2 separate regions of the Homo sapiens genome follow, and region 1 is linked to region 2. A link is a contact called in ENCODE POLR2A ChIA-PET data. All regions are on one chromosome and are shown on one strand. Each heading gives the region's core, a stretch centred on a gene start or an enhancer-like site at or near the end of the contact. The rest is flanking DNA. Distances are from core to core; before and after follow the strand shown. Region 1 overlaps GTF2F2 (general transcription factor IIF subunit 2). Region 2 has its middle 16 kb from the start of TRE-TTC2-1.

What was found. ChIA-PET counts read pairs that join two places held with the same protein, here RNA polymerase II (POLR2A).
Region 1: POLR2A ChIA-PET joins it to region 2 with 12 read pairs in PC-9. The contact joins two enhancer-like sites. POLR2A ChIA-PET finds 5 or more read pairs at or near these places in 3 of 52 experiments (CD4-positive, alpha-beta T cell, OCI-LY7 and PC-9).

The regions. Positions count from the first base shown.
Region 1 is chr13:45,159,047-45,166,035 of GRCh38, reverse strand. The region is part of intron 4 of GTF2F2 (general transcription factor IIF subunit 2); the gene reads right to left. Among named protein-coding and RNA genes, the nearest start is that of KCTD4, 39 kb to the left of the region's middle. Within about 2 kb of position 3,040, at least 5 of the 41 ENCODE cell types and tissues checked have a DNase peak (open chromatin) inside an H3K27ac peak, as active enhancers do; they include PC-9, where a contact is called at or near this core.
Region 2 is chr13:44,930,992-44,937,694 of GRCh38, reverse strand. No RefSeq gene overlaps it. Among named protein-coding and RNA genes, the nearest start is that of TRE-TTC2-1, 16 kb to the right of the region's middle. Within about 2 kb of position 4,588, at least 6 of the 41 ENCODE cell types and tissues checked have a DNase peak (open chromatin) inside an H3K27ac peak, as active enhancers do; they include PC-9, where a contact is called at or near this core.

The sequences.
Region 1 (6,989 bases), core at 1,791-4,290, 230 kb before region 2:
TGGAGACAAGCCTGGCCAACATGGTGAAACCCCGTCTCTACTAAAAATACAAAAATTAGCCAGGCGTAGGGGCGGGCGCCTGTAATCCCAGCTACTCGGGAGGCTGAGACAGGAGAATCACTTGAACCTGGGAGACAGAGGTTGCAGTAGGCCGAGATCACACCACTGCACTCCAGCCTGGGTAAGAAGATTGAAACTCCGTCTCAAAAAAAAAAAAAAAAAAAAAAAAGAATGTACTGAAGAATTTAAGGATGGAATGATATGCTCTCTGAGGTTTTCTTTAAAATAATCCTGTGAGGTACACAAAGGCAGTGACTGGGGTATAGCTGAAACAAGAATGACTATTTGCCATCTTCACAGGAAGATGAATGATAGGTATATGGAAGTTCACTGTACTATTTCTCTACTTTTGCATATGTTTTGAAATTTTCCAGAATGAAAAGGTTAAAAGCGGGCGGCGGGGGGGGGCGAGGGCAGTGGAAAGAAAGGTTTATTTTCTTTCCTGATGAAAAATCCTACAAGTAAATCTTCTCTACTAATATACAGCTGAGAAATCGGTCACACTTCAATTTTATACTTCATTTTTCTCTTTACTGTATATGAATCTTTAAATTTGAACTTAAAGAATTAAATTAAGCTGAGATTGTGCTACTATACTCTAGCCTGGGCGATAGAGCAAGACTTTGTCTCAAAGAAAAAAAAAATATATATATATATATATATATTTTAGATATAAATCTAATGGATAATGGGTATATATTATATATAAATATACATTTTTTCCATTCTATTTCTCCGTTTTTTCCATTCTATTCCACATATATATGAATATATAGATATCTATATATATTTTTTCCATTCTATTTCTCTTTATTTCTTAATGTTGCCTAGTACCTCACAAATTGATTCTGCATCCACACTGTGTAAGTGCTCATCATAGCAAATAAAATAAGTGCTCAACAGGTTACCTATATCTGTCCGCTTAATAAAACAGCTATAGCAGCTATAGCGTAACAAGATCATTGCTTAATAAAGATGTAAACATTGTGTATCTATATGCCATAATTAAAACTTCCTTCAATTCTTCCAAACAAATAGTTATGAGAATGTAAAATGGTTCTAGGCACTTTGTATCAGAACCAACGTAATCAAGAACACAGTTCAAGTGTAGGTCTCTAATCCATTTTTTGGTAACCCTTCCCATTCTGCTGTGATGCAACTTTTTGTTGTATAGCCTTTTTACCAGCACTGGGTACCCCAAAAGTGACACTAGTAATGCTGAGGGAGAAGGAACTACTATTTTTTTTTTCCAGACAGGGTCTCACTCTGTCACTGACACTGGAGTGCAGTGGCACAATCACTGTACTCACTGTAGCCTCAACATCCCAGGCACAGGTGATCCTCCCACCTGAGCCTCCAAAATAGCTGAGACTACAGGTGCATGCCACCATACCCAGCTATCTTTTGTGGAGATAGGGTTTCACTCTTTTGTCCAGGCTGGTCTCTAACTTCTGGGCTCAAGCAGTCCACTCACCCTGGCCTCCCAAAGTGCTGGGGTTACAGGCATGAGCCACTACCTGGCCACTAGGGCTGCTACTTCTTTACTTGAAAACCTTCAGTAAATCGACATGTTTTATTGCTTTTTAAAAAAATAGGTCAGTTTTAAAGTCTTACCTTCTTTTCTTCTTTGTTCCAAGGGAATTACTATACTAGTGCCATCACCATATCAACAGACTACCTTTCTCTTTTTTTTTTTTTGAGACTGTCTCACTGTGTTGCCCAGGCTGGAGTGCAGTAGCACAATCCTGGCTCGCTGCAACCTCCACTTCCTGGGTTCAAGTGATTCTCGTGCCTCAGCCTCCCAAGTAGCTGAGATTACAGGTGTCTGCCACCACGCTGGACTAATTTTTGTATTTTTAGTAGAGACGGGGTTTCGCCAAGTTGGCCGGGCTGGTCTTGAACTCCTGGCTGGAATTACAGATGTGTGCTGAGGAGCTGGGATTATAGATGCGCACCACCACACTTGGCTAATTTTTGTATTTTCAGTAGAGACGGGGTTTCGTCAGGTCAGCCAGGCTGATCTCAAACTCCTGGCCTTAAGTGATCTGCCCACCTTGGCCTCCCAAAGTGCTGAGATTACAGGCGTGAGCCACCACATCCAGCCCTCAATAGACTACATTTCTAAGTGATAAAAATACAAAGGCAACCAAATAACCTGTCTCTGTTTTTATAATGTAATGCTATACTGCAGAGGGAAAAATCAGTTACATGGCATTTTTTACACTTTAAATTTTGATAATGGTACCCTTATGCTCAAAGAACTAGAGAAAAAATCATGCTACTATAACCTTGAATGAGGTTTTTAAAAATAGTGGCAATGTTATTTGAAAAAGCCAAAGGAAATGAAATTTTTAAAATTAAAGTATTTTAAAATTACAATTGTTTCAATTACTTAGTTTTAATACCGCGACTAAGTAATTTACTTTTTTTCTTTTTTTTTGAGACAGAGTCTCACTCTGTCGCCCAGGCTGGAGTGCAGTGGCGCTATCTCGGCTCACTGCAACCTCCGCCTCCTGGGTTCAAGCAATTCTCCTGCCTCAGCCTCCAGAACAGCTGGTGCTACAAGCGTGCGCCACCATGCCTGGCTAATTTTTTTTATTTTTAGTAGAGATGGGGAATCACCATGTTGCCCACGCTGAAGTAATTTACATTTTAATTGATTTTACTAAGTTAGGTTTGGTTTTACAAAGAAACCAAGTTCTTCCTAAGATCTTAAGTATACAATGAATCAAAACAAAGAACCGACTTTATAAACTGGAAGCTACAGAAAATCAAAAGGAAGAAGAGAAATATGTTTGTATAGCCTGTCATTTTCTCCAGGTATGACACAAAAAAATCTCTACTCAAGCTAAACACTGGACTTCCACAATTGTTAGAAATTTGGAGCACATTGCCTAACACATCTCCAAGGAACTTGGTTAGTTTCCACCAGTTAAACTATAAAGATTTTGTTTTGAGAATTGCAGACTAGTCATAATGAGTCACAATAATACACGCCAACTCCAGGACAACAGTTACCTCTAGCAAGTGAGGTAAGGGTTAGGGGGTGGGGGGTGGGGAGAAATCTAAAATGTTTTCTAGCTTTAAAGAAATATGGCAAATGTCAACACTTATGAAATACAGCTGTTAGGCATAGGTTAAACTATTCACTATACTTTTCTGTAGGTTTGAAATATTTCACAATTAAAAACTGGAGAGTAAATCATAAGTTTTAATAAGTTTGTGATTCCAAACCTTAATATTATCCTACACTGCGGTTTCTTTTAATCCTCCTCATCCCAACCTCAGATTATTAAAGCTACCACATATTTATGCATGAATACCTGAATATGAAGAGTGCAAACACTGCTTTTACAAATCTCTTTCTGGCCACTAAATAAAGGAACATTTTCTGCTATTAGGTTTAACTTTTCAGAGAGCAGACCTGGCTCAGGCAGTTGGCAGTAAAATACAAAACTAAATCTCTGCAGTCAGTCACAACCTTGGTGGCAGTTCAGGAAATAAACACTAAACTCATATATTTTTGTTCCTGTTTGTTCCTCCTCACAAGTATAAGATTGTCAGAAGCTGGTATGATTCCAAATGTTCAGTGGCAAGGCTGTTACTCAAAGGAGTAAGCAAAAAACAGAGCTTCCTTACTCCTTCCATAGGGCCTTTACTAGCGGAGTGAGAAAGAACCACTAGCTGCCAAAGTGAATGGGACTTGAAGATGGCTGCCCTGTGAAATGCAGTGATGAAAGAGACAAGCTGGAGTCACCACAGAGCATCTATCCAGGCAGACCTAGCAGGATTTCTATTACCTACTTAAAGAGACTGTTTTAACATATATTTCTAAATATCAGGAAATAGGGGCTAGTCACACAATCTCTTAGAGCTTCTGTCATATCATCTGCAAAATGAAGATTTTTTAAAAGTCCCTCCCTCGTGGAGTTGTGAGGAGAATTAAATAAGATAGTAAATACAAAGACAGGTTGTATTTACTATCTTATTTAATACAGATTTATTAAGACAGGTTATCCACCAACAGAAGTGGAATAAATACCTAAAAGTGTAAACTATACCTAAAAGAAATAGTTTAAAAGTGGTTCAAATCTGGTTAAAAAAATATGTACTGTATTCATTTTTTCTTTTTGAGACAGAGTTTCGCTCTTGTTGCCCAGGCTGGAGTGCAATGGCATGATCTCGGCTCACTGCAACCTCTGCCTCCTGGGTTCAAGTGATTCTCCTGCCTCAGCCTCCCGAATAGGCGGGATTACAGGCACTCACCACCACAGCTGGCTAATTTTTTGTATTTTTGGTAGGGACGGCGTTTCACCATGTTGGCCAGGCTGGTCTTGAACTCCTGACCTCAGGTGATCTGCCCACCTTGGCCTCCCAACCTGCTGGGATTACAGGCCTGAGCCACGGTGCCCGGCCCCTGTATTCTTAAAACCAACAATAAACACTGAAACAGGCATGCAATTCAGTGTTACGCATGAGGTTCCCCTAAGAAGCACTGGGGGGAGGAGTGTCTCTATTAGGTAGGCCATCCCAATAAAAAGTGATCAACACTTCACCAGGTATTTTAAAATGGAGCTTGCAATCTTTTCACACTACCACACACTAAATTAGCATTCTTCAAAGTATGGTCTATAAATCCCCAGGGGTCCTCAAGATCATTTGGGTGTCCACAAGGTCAAAATATTTTCTTAAAATATTTAATTACCTTTTTCACTGTGTTGATATTTGCCAATAGTGCAAAAGCAACGGTGGGTAAGGCTACTGGTACCACCACAAATTGAGGCCAAATGGTACCAAAACTGTATCACTGTTTTGCTACTACACTAAAGTGCTAGGTGTATTCTTCACCACCTAGCACTTGCAATTTTTTAAAAAGTCTGTTTCACTTCACAATGTCCTTGATGAACAGTAAAAACTGTTTTTATTAAATTTCAACCCTTGAGTATGCATCCTTTAACATTCTGTGACACCAAATGGCAAATGCACATGAAATGCTTCTGCTGGACACTAACATAAGATGATTGCCTCAAAGAAAAGCATAGTTGCAACTGTTTGAGTTGAGTGCTGAGCTAGCTACTTTTGTTGTGGAAGATCATTGTTACTTGAAAGAATGACTGACAGACAAAGCATAATTATTCAGATTTGGGTATCTGAAAGATATTTTTTCAAAAATCAATGAAAAAAGCCCATCCTTTAAAAAAAAAAAAAACAGCTGACAGGATTTGTTGTCATTAATAAAATTCAACTTTTTAAGTGAAAATTAAAGTCTGAAGAACTTGTACCTATCACCATAAACTTAACAGCTCCCCTATATTTAAAAACTTTTCTGATAAAATCAGTAGTGATGCTAATGAATGTAAATTTTTGATATTCTATAATGAAACGTGTCAACATTCAAAAGAACTACATAATTCAGGAAACCAATAGTCTCCAGATGATGGATGTATGATGCTACAAAATCATGTCTGGGTAAGAGATTCATTCCAAATACAAGACAGACCTGTGAATTTAATGTAAGAGAGTAGAAAAGGTTTGCTAATAGTTTCAGATTCTATACTGCAAGTGACCTTTAAGAAACTACCACTTGCAGAGTTTTAGTGTAGTAGCAAAAGAATGTCCACAACTATCTGAAAATGCTACTAATTACTCCTCCCTTTTCCAACTATGTATTTATAAGAGGTAGATTTTCTTCAGATACTTCAACCAAAACAGCAGATCTTTACAGATTGAATACAGAAGTAGAGATGAAAATCCAGCTTGTCTTAAGCTGTCAGACATTAATGATGCCTGCAAAATGGCACTCTTCCCACTATTTTTTTGGAAAATCGATTTTTAAATAAAAATGTTAGCACATAATGTATAAAAGAGCCCTGAGACCAAAAAGTTTAAGAAATGCTCCATTAAAGTGACAACAGTAATTAAATTATGATAGATAAGGTAAATAAAGCCTCAGAAAGTCCCACTGCATATGCAGCTGGTGATAATTCAGGAAACAGAGTGTAATTCATGTTTTAAACCAGTGACAAGAAAAAAAGTTCAATGAAAAAGTACTTTGAATGCTTATAAGCACACATATAAAGAAGGCTTAATTCAAACCTCTCAAAATCATATACCTGATATGATATTCCCCCAAAAATAAGGGAAATGCACCAAATTAATGTTTCCCATTAGCACCCAACAATCCAACTTAAAAATGAAAACATGGCCAGGCATGGTGGCCAACGCTTGTAATCCCAGAACTTGGGAGGCTGAGGCGGGCAGATTACCTGAGGTCAGGAGTTTGAGAACAGCCTAGGCAACATGGCAAAACCCCGTCTCTAATAAAAACACAAAAAATTAGCCCGGCGTGGTGGCGCACGTCTGTAGTCTGTAATTTTTTGTATTTTTAGTCATGTTGGCCAGGCTGATCTTGAACTCCTGACCTCAGGTGTATTCTGCTACTTGGAGTATTCTGCTACTCGGGAGGCTGAGGCAGGAGAATCACTTGCGCCTGGGAGGCGGAGGTTGCAGTGAGCCGAGATCGCGCCACTGCGCTCCAGCCTTGGCAACATAGTAAGACTGAGTCTCAAAAAAAAGAAAGAAAGAAAACGCTTACCTTTTTCATTTACTATACTTGCAGGACAGTACCATACAGGACAGATTATAAATTCTACAATTTCAGTTAAGTTTTCAAAAGACTGGTAATTCAGCATCTTCAAAGAGCACTACCATTGCTATACATTCTTCTTCAAATACAAACTAGTATGTTCTTAGTCATATGTGTAATTGGTACATGTTACCAAATTCAAGCTTGAAAGTAAATACCTACCATCAGTGAACTCAGCTGCTACTTTATCTGGGGAATATGTCTCATGACAATATGTAGAGTGGCTAACCAAGTGTCACAGAATATGGTACTAAGCTAATCTGATTAGCCAAGAGAAAGTTTA
Region 2 (6,703 bases), core at 3,339-5,838:
TCCCGACCTCAGGTGATCTGCTTACCTCGGTGCTGGGATTACAGGTGTGAACCACCATGCCCAGCCCCAGCCCCTCCCTCCCCCGCCCCCACCTTTTTTTTTTTTTTTTTTTTTTTTGAGACAGTGTTTTGCCCTGTCACCTAGGCTGGAGTGCAATGGCACTATCTCGGCTCACTGCAACCTCCACCTCCCGGGTTCAAGCGATTCTTCTGCCTCAGCCTCCAGAGTAGCTGGAGTTACAGGTGCGCACCACCACGTCCGGCTAATTTTTGTATTTTTAGTAGAGATGGCGTTTCACGATATTGGCTAGGCTAGTCTCAAACTCTCGACCTCAGGTAATCCACCTGCCTTGGCTTCCCAAAGTGCTGGGATTACAGACGTGAGCCATCACGCCCATCCTCTAATTCTTGTTTCATACATGTAGTACCCTTACATCTCAGAGGAGATCAATCAGAATTTTCACATTTTCTGTTCCTTGTTTTCCCCTTTGATTATCATTGGCTCTGTGTGCTGTCTGTTGTCCTTAAATGTTCCCCCTTAGCTAGGAAAGAGGGATTCCCTCTTGGTAGTTGGTGTATGTTTTCCCTGCATTTGTATAAGCTGTCTTTCTGCATTTAACCTTGACTGAGAAGGGAGCTTGTTAACTGGCTGAAGATTTAGAGTAGTGGTCCCCAACCTCTTTGGCAGCAGGGACCAGTTTCACAGAAGACAATTTGTCCATGCACAGGGCAGGGGGATGGTTTTGGGATGAAACTGTTCAACCTCAGATCATCAGGCATTAGATTCTCCTAAGGAGTGCACCTAGATTCCTTGCATGCATAGTTCATAATAGGGTTTGCACTCCTATGAGAATCTAATGGTGCACTTAGATTCATGTACAATCTAATGGCGAAACCCTGTCTTTACTAAAAATATAAAAGTTAGCTGGGCATGGTGCATGCCTGTAATCCCAGCTGTGCCGGATGCTGAGGTATGAGAACCACTTGAACCCAGGAGGCAGAGGTTTCAATGAGCTAAGATTGCACCGCTGCACTCTAGCCTGGGTGACAGAGGGAGACTCTGTCTCAAAAAAAAATTAACAACAACAAAAAAGTTTGAGAAACAGTGTACTAGAGCATTGTCAAACAAATTCACCTAATGGGTAATTAACATATTGTGACTATGATTTACTGTTGTTAAGGCCCAGACTCTAGAGCTAGATGTTAACTTGTACATCATTTGATAAGCTGCAAACGATGATCTGGTAGAGTGGTATGTTATTTTTCTGTGATAGAAAAGAGGTTACAGTTTTTTAGCCTTGTAGAACATTAACCACATTAGCATTTAACTATGAGATCTTATTCCAGCATTCTTCTGTGACATTCTCTTTTGTCATCTTGCAGGGTCCTATGGTAATAAGTTTAATAAGTTTTTTGACCTGTGCTTACTTTGTTATGTTTTTTACTTTCTGAAAATTATTATTTGACTAGTACATGAGAATTTCTTTTTACCCATGTTCTTACCAATGTATTACAAATCTTTCTACTAGTTTTGCCAATGCGTGAAATGTGCCAGTGTGTAAGATGTATCCTAATTTAGAAAAAAAAATTTAAATTTTCCTCAGAGTTCAGCTGGGGATTATCATTCAGGTGCTTCAGGAGAGTGTGAGACTGGAAGAAGGACCAGGTAGTGTCCAGGCCTCCTTTTTCATACCCCACATGGCTTTTGGCTAGGGAGTTGTGCCTTTCCTTCTGGAGCACCCTCTACCCTGAGGACTGATCCAGTCAGTCAGCAGCCCCCAGTCCAGAACAGTAGTGCAGGGATCCCAGTGTTGGACTTTTCAAACACAACACAGGTTACATTTAGATGACCTTACTGAGAGTCAAGAACATCCCACAACAGCAAATATGGTAATGTTACTCTGTCAGGTGAGAATGCCTTTTTTTCTCTTGCATTTCCCTGACACTAGTGAAGCCATGCATTTTTTCAAATATGTATATTTTTGGCCCTTGTATTCTGTGACTTGTCTGTTCTCATCCTTTCTCTATTTTCCTGTTGTTTTGCCTTTTATTCTTGATTTGTACAAATACTTTATTATAGATCTCAATCTTTTGTTAAATATTTCAATTTCTTGCTAGTATTTTAACTTTTGCAGAGGTTGGATCTGTTACTTTGGCTTTGGGGCTTTGTGTCACCCCCCAATACATATTTTTTTCTATTACTTTTGTGATACTACATATCAGTCTTTAATCTGTTTTCCATATGGTATGAGATAGGGATCTGTCAGGTTTTTCTTTTAAATTCTCTATTTTATAGAAGTAGAGAAGAGGACCTTCAACTTTTTTTGTTTTTGCTCTAATCCCCTTACTTTTACAGGTAACATGGCCTATCTTCTTGATAATGCCTTCTAGGTTTTGTAGGGTTTTTTTCCTTTGAACATGATAATACCATATACCACAGCAAACAGTTCATTATTATTATACAATTTTACAGTTAGTGTTTTTTTTTTTTTTTCTATCTTCAGGGGCAGAGTAATTTACTCAAGCCTATCTTTTCTTCCTTCCTGTGCTCTTTTCCATTTTCTTAAAACTATTAAATTGCTTCCTTGTTTTATTAGAGTCATAGCAGCAGCCACTTCATAAATTCTGATTTTATGTACTCAAAGGTTGCTGCCTGTAACCACTAAACTTTCTGAAACTATCCTAACCAATAATTACACACTTTTTACATGTTAAGGCGACCACTCATTTTTTTTTTTTTTCACTTCTTACCAGGGCTGTGGCCTTCTTAAATCTTGTGGGAAGTGAGTCACATATCATTGTCTTGCTTAAGAGCTTCTGAGAAATGTAAAATTACCTCTAAGAGACCAGTCAATATTATTTGTAGATCAGCTGCATAAATTTCAGCATATGGGAAAATTCTTGAAAATGCTGATACTTGAAAATGAATCTATGATATTATCTGTTCTTTCAGCTCTGGAAGGTTTTTTGTTTGTTAACGTAATATTGTCTTAATTCATCCCATATTTATTTGTATGTTTATTTAAAACAGTGCTGAGGCTGGGTGTGGTGGCTCACGCCTGTAATCCCAGCACTTTGGGAAGCCAAGCTGGGCAGATCACTTGAGGTCAGGAGTTTGAAACCAGCCATAGCCAACATGGTGAAACCTTATCTCTACTAAAAATACAAAAATTAGCCGGGTATGGTGGCAGGCACCTGTAATTCCAGCTACTCCGGAGGCTGAGGCATGAGAATCACTTGAACCTAGGAGGTGGAGGTTGCAGTAAGCTGAGATTGTACCACTGCACTCCAGCCTGGGCGACAGAGTGAGACTCTGTCTCATAAATAAATAAATAAATAAAAAATACTGAGTCACGATAGTAGAAAATCCATTTCCTCGCAGAGGCAGAGAAAAAAGTTCTGAATTGGGTGCCTGTTTGTATTACAAGGCTGGATGATTTTCTTTTTGATATTTTGAAAGGGATATTTTCCAGAACAGATTTTTAGACTGCAGCTAAAAGCATAATGCTTGAATTTGGTAAGCACTTATTAAGTCTCATACAGTTTGTGGTGGCTGTGATGATATAAGACTGAGAGACAAGGAGAAATTTCTCAACAAATGTCAAAATTGGAAGTGTCTTATATTGTTTTAAAATTGGGAAGAGCTAAGGAGATGGAAGATATAAATCAAATAATGTACTGAGTTGGACTGGCAGAGCCTGAGGTACTTACTACCCTTAATTACTTGGCAAGGACAAATGACACTTGGAATTAATTGCTCACTGTGTCAGACAATGTGTTACTTTGATATAGACCAGTGGTTCTCAAACCAGGATGATCATCTCAATATAGATTCCCAAGCCTTGCCCTGAGATTTCAATTTTTGTAGGTATTGGGGTGTGGCCCAGGAATATTTTAACAAGCTCCCAGTTGCTTCAGATGATCAGACAGGTTTGGGAAGCACTGATTTAGACTATTGTCTGTGCAACAGGAACCCTTTTTGTGGGGCTTTTTGCTTGTTAAAATTCAGATTGCTGAGCTCCACCTCCCATATTTCTGATTCATAGGTTTTGAGTGGGGCCTTTGAATTTGCTTTTCTAATAAGTGTTTAGGAGATGCTGATGTGGCTGGTCCTGGGACCACACTTTGAATACCACTGACATAGACCATCCCCAAGACTCCTGGGCACACTCAACAAAGAAAAATTCCATAGCGAGGTCTCCAGTTTTTGTGGCTCAAGTTTTTGCATTTCCTTTTCATGTTCTACTTCGTGATTTCTTTTTTACCCTGGAATGAGCATTAACTGATGGACCTCTGTCCCAGGGGAAGGTTTGGAGAGGAAAGAAAATGAAGTCTGTTGACTAGGAAGGTGGTAGTATAAGGAAAGTATCCCAGAAGTTGTGTAGCTGTGGGCAAAACCCTCGTTCTGTGACCTTGGTTTTACTGTGATCTGGCAGGTCTCCTCATCTTCCTGAGCTCCAGCCATGCTTCCTCAGTGTGCTTCCGCCTGCCAGGAGGCGTTTGCTCTTCTCTAAGTCTGGAAAGCTCTTCTCGTTTCCCTATTGTCTTATTGCTTGCTTAAACTTGAGTCTCTGCTTGGTCATCGCTTCCTCAGGAAGCCTTTGCTGACCTCCCTCAGTGGGTCACTCCTTTTATACACACTCAGCACCATGTACTTGCCTATCTCAGCAGTTACCACAGTGGCAGTTTTTTATTTCCTTGCGTGATAATTTGATTTGTCTCTCTCCACTAGACTGTAACCTCTGTGCTTTACAATGTAAAAAACCGTATCTGTTTGTGTTCCTATTGTGTTCCGGCCTCAGGCACTGTGCCTGGCACATAGTAGCTGAATGAGCAGCAATGAATGGGGTCACACTGTACAAACAGAGTGGCAAGGGCAGGGTAGGTATTCCAAACTTGGCTGCATTTCTGCCTGCGTGTTTCTAGAAGATACTGCTATTCTTATAATTTCCTATTTTTTGCTCAGATTCATTTCTCTTATTTTCCAGAGTCCTGACAGTACGACTACTATTTATTGAGTGCTGACTACATAGGCCAGGCATCAGCTATGATCTCACATTTGACACTGATTTAGGAGGTCAAGAATCTTAGTCTACTAACATTTAAGATAGCATTTTTTCCCTGAGATTCTAAAAACCACAATGTGTGTTGTAAAGATACAATCTATAGATAAAAGTAATTTTTTAAGTTTTATATTAAGGAAAAACAGCAAAAGCAATTTTATTTTTAAACTAAGGCTTTTTATGGAATTGGGGATAGGTGGTGCCAAAGGATAGATAGTAAGGTGATTTCCAACGAATTGGAAATAGGACTGCCCTCTAAATCTCATAACTGGTAATGTCCAGAAAACGCACTCACTTTATAGAGACAGGGTAGTTTGGTTACTGGCTAGAACAAGGCTTGACTAACAATACTTAAATGTCCAAACCATATCTATGTCAATAAGAAAGGGATTGTGGCGTGGTGGCTCATGCCTGTAATCCCAGCACTTTGGGAAGGCAAGGGGTGGGCAGATCACCTGAGATCAGGAGTTTGAGACTAGCCTGGCCAACGTGGTAAAACCGCGTCTCTACTAAAAATACAAAAGTTAGCCAGGTGTGGTGGTGCACACTTGTAATCCCAGCTCCTGGGGAGGCTAGGCCAGGAGAATCGCTTGAACCCAGGAGGCAGAGTTTACAGTGAGCCAAGATCGCGCCACTGCACTCCAGCCTGGGCAAAAGCACAAGACTGTCTCCAAAAAAAAAAAAAAAAATTGGGGGGAGTTGGTATGCTGTAAATAAAAAAAAAAAAATCTAGATTCAGAGAGTCACAATGGCACTAAATAAGAAAAGATCAGGGGGACCCTGGCCCAAAGACTCAATTACTCTAGTTCCTGTAGATAGATCTTTGCTATGGAAACCAATTGAATCATCCAACTAATTACCCTCACTGGAAGTCCATGTTGACTTGCAAGCTCTAGATGAGCGTTGGGAGATAGTTCTCCAAGGGTCCCTCACGCTTCCTTTGTGCTGGACTATCTTTTCAAGGATGTTTGTGTAGCACACAGCCTTGGAAAAGAGACACGGTGGCTCTCCATGGAGCACAGGGCAGGCAGGCTTACTGCCCATTATAAAATATATGCGTTTCCTAAGAGCAGGGTTCCCTATGCAACTCGATCCACTGCATATGCAGATGTCACCTAGTCCTCTTCACGGTGTCATGTGGCAATTGGGGCTTGAGGAACCAGTACAAATACTGAGACTCTGGCTACTGCTAAGGCCATGAATAGAAAGCCGTTTGTCTCTGACTCAGAGGTTTTGTGCCTCCCAGCATCCATGAAATTGTGGCAGGCTAATTGTGGTCATGCTGGCCCAGATGTCTCTCTCCTCACGACAGTGACATGAGGGACAGATTCCCTTTTGTTTTTTGCTGACACAGCCAATTTCTGAGCCTAACAAGTTGAGGACCAGCCCCTGGAACAGGAATTAATAAAGATAAAGACCTCCTGGGAGATTGCAACAGCAGCTGTGTTCTTAATTGTTCATAAGAAGGCAGATGGAAAGAGTTCCTATAAGGGACTTGTATTGGTCTGAGTTCAGTCAGGAGACAGAAACCACGATAGGAATTTCAACAGATAACTTAATAGAAAGGATTGTTAGCCAGGTATTAGGCAAGAGAAAGGCAAAGTGGGGATACTCAGGTATCACAGAGGTAAGAATAATAGG